2 separate regions of the Homo sapiens genome follow, and region 1 is linked to region 2. A link is a contact called in ENCODE Hi-C or POLR2A ChIA-PET data. All regions are on one chromosome and are shown on one strand. Each heading gives the region's core, a stretch centred on a gene start or an enhancer-like site at or near the end of the contact. The rest is flanking DNA. Distances are from core to core; before and after follow the strand shown.

Region 1 (2,983 bases), core at 466-2,965, 85 kb after region 2:
TATTTGATACTTTTTATTCATTTGCAAAACTCAAATATCTAAGCAACGATTGCATGTTCTGAAAAAGAGAACATTTTAATTTTATTTTTTAATTTTAACTTTTTAAAAGAGATACAGTCTTGCTCTGTCACCCAGGCTGGAATACAGTGGCACAATATAGTTCACTGCAGCCTCAAGCTCCTGGGTTCAAGTGATCCTACTACCTCAGCCTCCCCAGTAGCTGGGACTACAGGAACATGCTACCGCGACTGGCTAATTTAAAACTTTTTTTGTAGATACGGGGTCTCACTTTGTTGCCCAGGCTAGTCTGAAACTCCTGGCCTCAAGTGAACCTCCCATCTTAGCCTCCCAAAGCACTGGACTAGCAGGCATGAGCCACCATGCCCGAAGAGTACATTTCTTATTGTCCCCCAAATTGGACAAATTATTTAGTCTTAAGCTATACAGGAATAGGAAAAGATTCAGATTCCACAAACTCTGTCCATTTCTGTCCAGAACATTTTATTGAGTTTGCTTCAAAATAAGATGAACTTTCTTGGCATATAACGTCTGGAGGTAGGACAATGCACTGACTTCTTAAGCACAGAATCCCCTTGACTTCCAAAGTGAGACCTGGCTTGGCCCGCTGAAAAGTGCCTAGACTTTGAAGCCAGATGGATTTGAGATTAACTGGGGTGATGTCGTTGATTGCTCATCAGTGGCACTGGGAATGAATTCGCACTGTGTTGTACTTACGTGGCTTTCTTTCTCAGCGGAAATGTTGCCATCAGTTCTTTTTGGGATATCAATAATTTGGCAAGAAAGAAAGTCTCCATCAATGTATTATAGAGACTGGGGGACAAAAATCTGAGAAATGCTACCTAAATTCCTGCAGGATGCATGCAGATGTTCACAAAGAACGTACACTAAGCAATTCAAAAAGCCACAGAATCATGCATGCTGAGCGCACACTTGCCTACATAAGGAGCAGCACTTTGACCTAGAAGCCAGGGACCAGGAAGGCAGTAAGAGAGAAAGAAACAGGGGATGTTGATTCCCCTGTTGTCCTTTGCACCCCTCTACTTAGTAGATCTAACTTAAGTTGTTCAGTGGGCAAAAGTCCAGTGTACTCAGTAGCTCCAAACCAACATTTAGTGTCAAAAAGGTATTTGGGGCCAAGTGTGGAGGCTCACGCATGTAATCCCAACACTTTGGGAGGCCGAGGCGGGCAGATCACCTGAGATCAGGAGTTCGAGACCAGCCTGGCCAACATGGTGAAACCCCATCTGTACTAAAAATACAAAAATTAGCCGAGTATGGTGGTGGGCACTTGTAGGAGGCTGAGGTGAGAGAATCTCTTGAACCCAGGAGGCAGAGGCTGCACTGAGCTGAGATCATGCCACTGCACTCCAGCCTGGGCAACAAAGGGAGATCATGTCTTAAAAACAAACAAACAGGTATTTGGAGCAAGCAATGGACCCAGTGACAGTAACAATTTCAAAGCAAGTAGAGATCCAATGGCAAAGATGGGAGAGGAACAGCCTCAATGTGTAGGAAAAGGTGGCTATAACTACAAAAGCCAAGACTGTGTATGGGGACAGGTGAGGGAGAGGATTCACTGCCTGTGATCCCCTGGCCAGTCGGGGATCCATCCATTTCACACATGGATGCCGAGAAAAAGATGTCTGAGAGGGCAGTGGGCAAGAAGAACAGTTGTGGCCGACTAGCGAGGGGATCACAGGCAGAAACATCAACCCTTTAAGATGCCATGAGCATTGCTGCCTGAAGGTGGCATCTCTCACTCTGAAGAATTCCTGTGAAGATTAAGAAGCCTTGCAATACATTTTTGGAAGGTCAGTTCACATCTGTTTTCTATTTGTCATATTCTGTCAGCACTTCTGTGAGAACTGAGCCATTACACCAGCCTTGGAAGCCAGAGGCAGCTGGATCCTTCAGGCCTGGCATCTCCCAGGCCCGCGGTCCTACCTCAGTGGAGGAAGAGTGGGAACTGCTGTGCATTCCAACTTCAGTTCCCTGTGTGTGCCGCTGCCACCATCGCTCACCTGCAAACTGCTTCAAAGAGCAAACAGGCACTAAGAATTCAGCCTGGTGAATCCATTGTTCTCCTCCCCATAAAACAACAAACAACTTAGAGGCTTTTCAATCCTCTGATGTGTTTAATTTGTTATCTAGCAACAAAAAGAAGGAAAAGAAAAAGAAATTCTCCCAAATTCTATGCAATTTACAGTCCTGCAACTACATACGGAACTGGGATTTGCCTGAGAGACATATTGCAAAACAATCGGCCCCAAGGAAAATTCCAGAACTCAACAACACTCACAGTGGCCTAGTGATGGTTATCAGAATGGTGTTTCTAAATGGTGCTTATCAGTGTGCAGAGTCACTTATCACCAGTAGGCAAAGAGTTCCATGGATGTGGTTCAAAGGGCAGCCCAAGAAGCACCTGGGTCACATTCCTGCCCATCTGCCTGCAGCCCTCCCACGCCAGTAGGTAACCTAGACTTGCTTCACAGGGTCGGGGTTTGGGAAGACAAGGCATCTATGACAGGCTACTTCGCTCAGATCAATGTGTAACAATCAATGCCCAGTGCTTAATTTTAACAATAAGAATTTTATGGTGAGAGATGAACAGTCAATACTTAAGTTGGTCAGCCGGTGGCGGTGGCTCATGCTTGTAATCCCAGCACTTCGGGAGGCCGAGGTGGGTGGATAAGGTGAGGTCTGGAGTTCGAGACCAGCCTGGCCAACATGGTGAAACCCCATCTCTACTAAAAATACAAAAATTAGCCGGGCATGGTGGTGGGTGCCTGTAATCCCAGCTATTCGGGAGGCTGAGGTAGAAGAATCACTTGAACCCAGGAGGCGGAGGTTGCAGTGAGCCAAGATCACACCACTGCACTCCAGCCTGGGCAACAAGAGCAAAACTCTGTCCCAAATTTAAAAATAAATAAGTAAATAAAAATAAAATAAAATAAAATACTCA
Region 2 (2,921 bases), core at 122-2,621:
TGGTATTAACGGATACATGTATATATCTTAGTTTCCCAAATTTAGGGATGTAACATCTGTTTGCCACAACTGATTAGGTTCCAATCCTCTAGGGTTAACACCTGTTGAAAGAGGGGCTGTGCCTGTGAGCTGGCAATCTGGGCACCGTCAGATAATTTGTTTAGCCAATCTCTGTATAAGTTGAAGTTGTTTAAGATGAGTTTCTCTAATTTTAGTAGAAAAATTGATGCAATTGGGTGGCTTGGTCTAGCAGTGATGTTACAACCTGAAGAGCTGCTTGATCATTGCCATAAGCCAATGGGCCAGGCAGAGAGCTGTGGGCTCGAATGTGTGTAATAAAAACAGGATGTGTACGTTGGTGTAGCAATTGCTGAAGTCGGAGAAAAAGAGCACACAGAGTGGTCTCCAGAGCTAACTTCATGCTGTAAAAGTTCTTTAATAAATAAACAGAGTAACCTCAGCTCTCTGAGTGCTAGTAAACTCTGAGTGATGGAATTGTGTGGTCTCTACTAGACTGCCGCTTTTCCATGTTTACCAGACCCATCAGTAAACAGTGTTAAAGCATTAGGTATGGGGAAGTGCAATACCGCTTCGAATTACCTTTTACTTAAAGGAATCCTGATGATATCAGGGTTATAACTTAGCAATTGACTGCATTAATCATTAAGATGGCAAGTTGAAATAAGTAACATGAAATTTAAAAAGAAAATCTGAAAGCATCTCTAGAAGCAGAAACTTAAATAATATACTTTAACCATGTGCTTAAAGCCACAGGCAGAACAGCTTAAATCTTGCAATTGAGTTTTCAAGCTGATCAAGTTTATGGACTTTAATCTGGCCAACAGTCTTGAAAACAGTGACCCAGTAGTTGGGAAACTGAATTCAGGACTCTTTTAGCAAGTAGAAATCAAAAGACTATCTAATCAGTGGGTTACGACAGTCATTCATGCATATGCTTTCACTACACTTACATACAACTTTTCTTCTAATTTAACAAATATGATTTAGTTAGGTTTAAAGTTCTCCTTTAAAGGGTAATGTGTGGTTTTACATGCCTAGCTTTTAACTACTCTTTAACTAATTCATCGGCCTTCTGTAATCTCTCTCCCTTCAGAGGTTACTGTTTTACCTAAATTGGATTTGGAGAGCTACGTCAGGGGTAGGAGAGAGAGAGCAACAGTGGCCATTATCAGAAAAGAGGTTTTTCAAATTCTTACATTTTACTTAAATTTTAGCAGAGAATTATAATCTGGGATGTCGCTTGTAAACAAGGAGCACTTGCCTTGGGTCACCTGCAGAGCTAGAGAGCTGAGCCGGCGGGTCCCTGGGCGGTAGCTGTTTTACTCTTGTAAAAGCGCTGCCTTTTGCCTGTGCTGGCTCTGTTTCTGTGAACTTCCGGGCTGCCGAGCCTTTCTTTTTATTTACTGCTTGCTCGGCTGCACGGCTTTCGGCTCCTAATGCCTTTTTTCTTATCTTTTTATAAACATACACCTGATTGCCTTGCCGATTCTGCATTACTGGGCAGAGTAAGAGCTCTGCTTCTAATGCTGCCCGCTTAAGACAGGGACTGATAGCTGTAGCATATCCTAGGTCTTTTTTCCTATCTATTGGAGGAGGAGGCTCAGGTATAAACCCCCGTTTCCTCTGTTATTTCGGCCCGGTGATATTAGGGTGGAGGGAAGAGGAGGTGATAAGGCAGGTGACATTTTCTCCTCCTTGCTCTTTTTAGGCTCTTCTGCGTGTAACAGAGCTAAGGCTGCTCTAATTAAAGCCTATAACGTTAAAGCTGTTACTGGGACCTGTTGCCTTTGCACATGTTAAGATTTCTCCCCATTTGTTCCCAGAGTTCTACGTCTAGCGTTCCTTCTTCCGGGAACCACGGGCTTGGGATCACAAGAGTTTGCATTGCAACAGTTTGTCTAGCATGGATGATTAGGTCCCTTAATTGAGCCTGTGAAACTGAGGCTCCGCTAGCCTTAAGTAACTGTTTTAATACTTTCATATAATGTTTCTGCTGTGCTAATAACTGTGGTCCCATGATGAAAACTCAGCTTGACCCAACTTCCCCCAGAACTTGGTAACTTTGAGTGGGCACCAATGACTTGCTGATTACTCACTGACTTGACCGCGCGGTTCCTTTCTTCACCTTTGTTTTCCGGGGGGTCCGTCGCTTTTCCTTCACGCTTCCTTCGCAGCTTTCCTCATGAGGGCAGTCCTCACTCTTCCTAGGCAGCTTGCCTCAGGAGGGGCTCCAACTGCGGGGAGTCTGTTTCTGCAGACCCCTGACTGGCCTCACACGGCTTTCCTCACAGGGCTTTCCTCACACGGGTTTCCTCACACAGGCCACCAGCTGAGGTATTGCTCCTCACACGTGAAGGCATTAGCCGCGGGGTCTGCCCTCAGACCCTGACCCAAACGACAGATGAATAAAACGTACACTGACACACAGATATTCTGTTTTGCCAGTCCAGCTGAGTGTCCAGCCGCCTGCACACCTAGAGAGGTTTGTCACTGTGGACGGCCCTGAGCAGCTCGAACTCCAGGCATTTATTTAGTATACAATTAACAACAGAAGCTTTGAGTAAACTTGAGTAAACACACTTTGAGTAAACTTGAGTAAACACACTTGTGGATAATTAACATGGTTAAGAGAGTAGTTCTAGGAATGATTAAAACTCAGGTACCACGGTCTCAGGTAAATACTATCAGGCCTCTCAGCCCAAGCTAAGCCAGATGGCCTGAAGCAACTGAAGATCCACAAAAGAAGTGAAAATAGCCTTAACTGATGACATTCCACCACAGTGATTTGTTTCTGCCCCACCCTAACTGATCAATGTACTTTGTAATCTCACCAACCCTTAAGAAGGTTCTTTGTAATCTCCCCACCCTTAAGAAGGTTCTTTGTAGTTCTCCCCACCCTT

The links. Hi-C counts contacts between places; a loop is a spot of excess contacts on that map. ChIA-PET counts read pairs that join two places held with the same protein, here RNA polymerase II (POLR2A).
Region 1: a map of Caco-2 shows a loop between it and region 2 (8-fold over the local background). The contact joins two enhancer-like sites. A Hi-C loop is called at or near these places in 1 of 168 maps with a recorded cell type or tissue (Caco-2). POLR2A ChIA-PET finds 5 or more read pairs at or near these places in 2 of 52 experiments (Caco-2 and HepG2).

What each region holds. Positions count from the first base shown.
Region 1 is chr12:69,414,141-69,417,123 of GRCh38, forward strand. It overlaps a transcript of YEATS4 not described here. Among named protein-coding and RNA genes, the nearest start is that of LINC02373, 32 kb to the right of the region's middle. RefSeq lists silencers at 1,629-1,923, 1,849-2,143. Within about 2 kb of position 1,716, at least 4 of the 41 ENCODE cell types and tissues checked have a DNase peak (open chromatin) inside an H3K27ac peak, as active enhancers do.
Region 2 is chr12:69,329,785-69,332,705 of GRCh38, forward strand. No RefSeq gene overlaps it. Among named protein-coding and RNA genes, the nearest start is that of LYZ, 17 kb to the right of the region's middle. RefSeq lists enhancers at 1,386-1,545, 2,386-2,921. Within about 2 kb of position 1,372, at least 18 of the 41 ENCODE cell types and tissues checked have a DNase peak (open chromatin) inside an H3K27ac peak, as active enhancers do.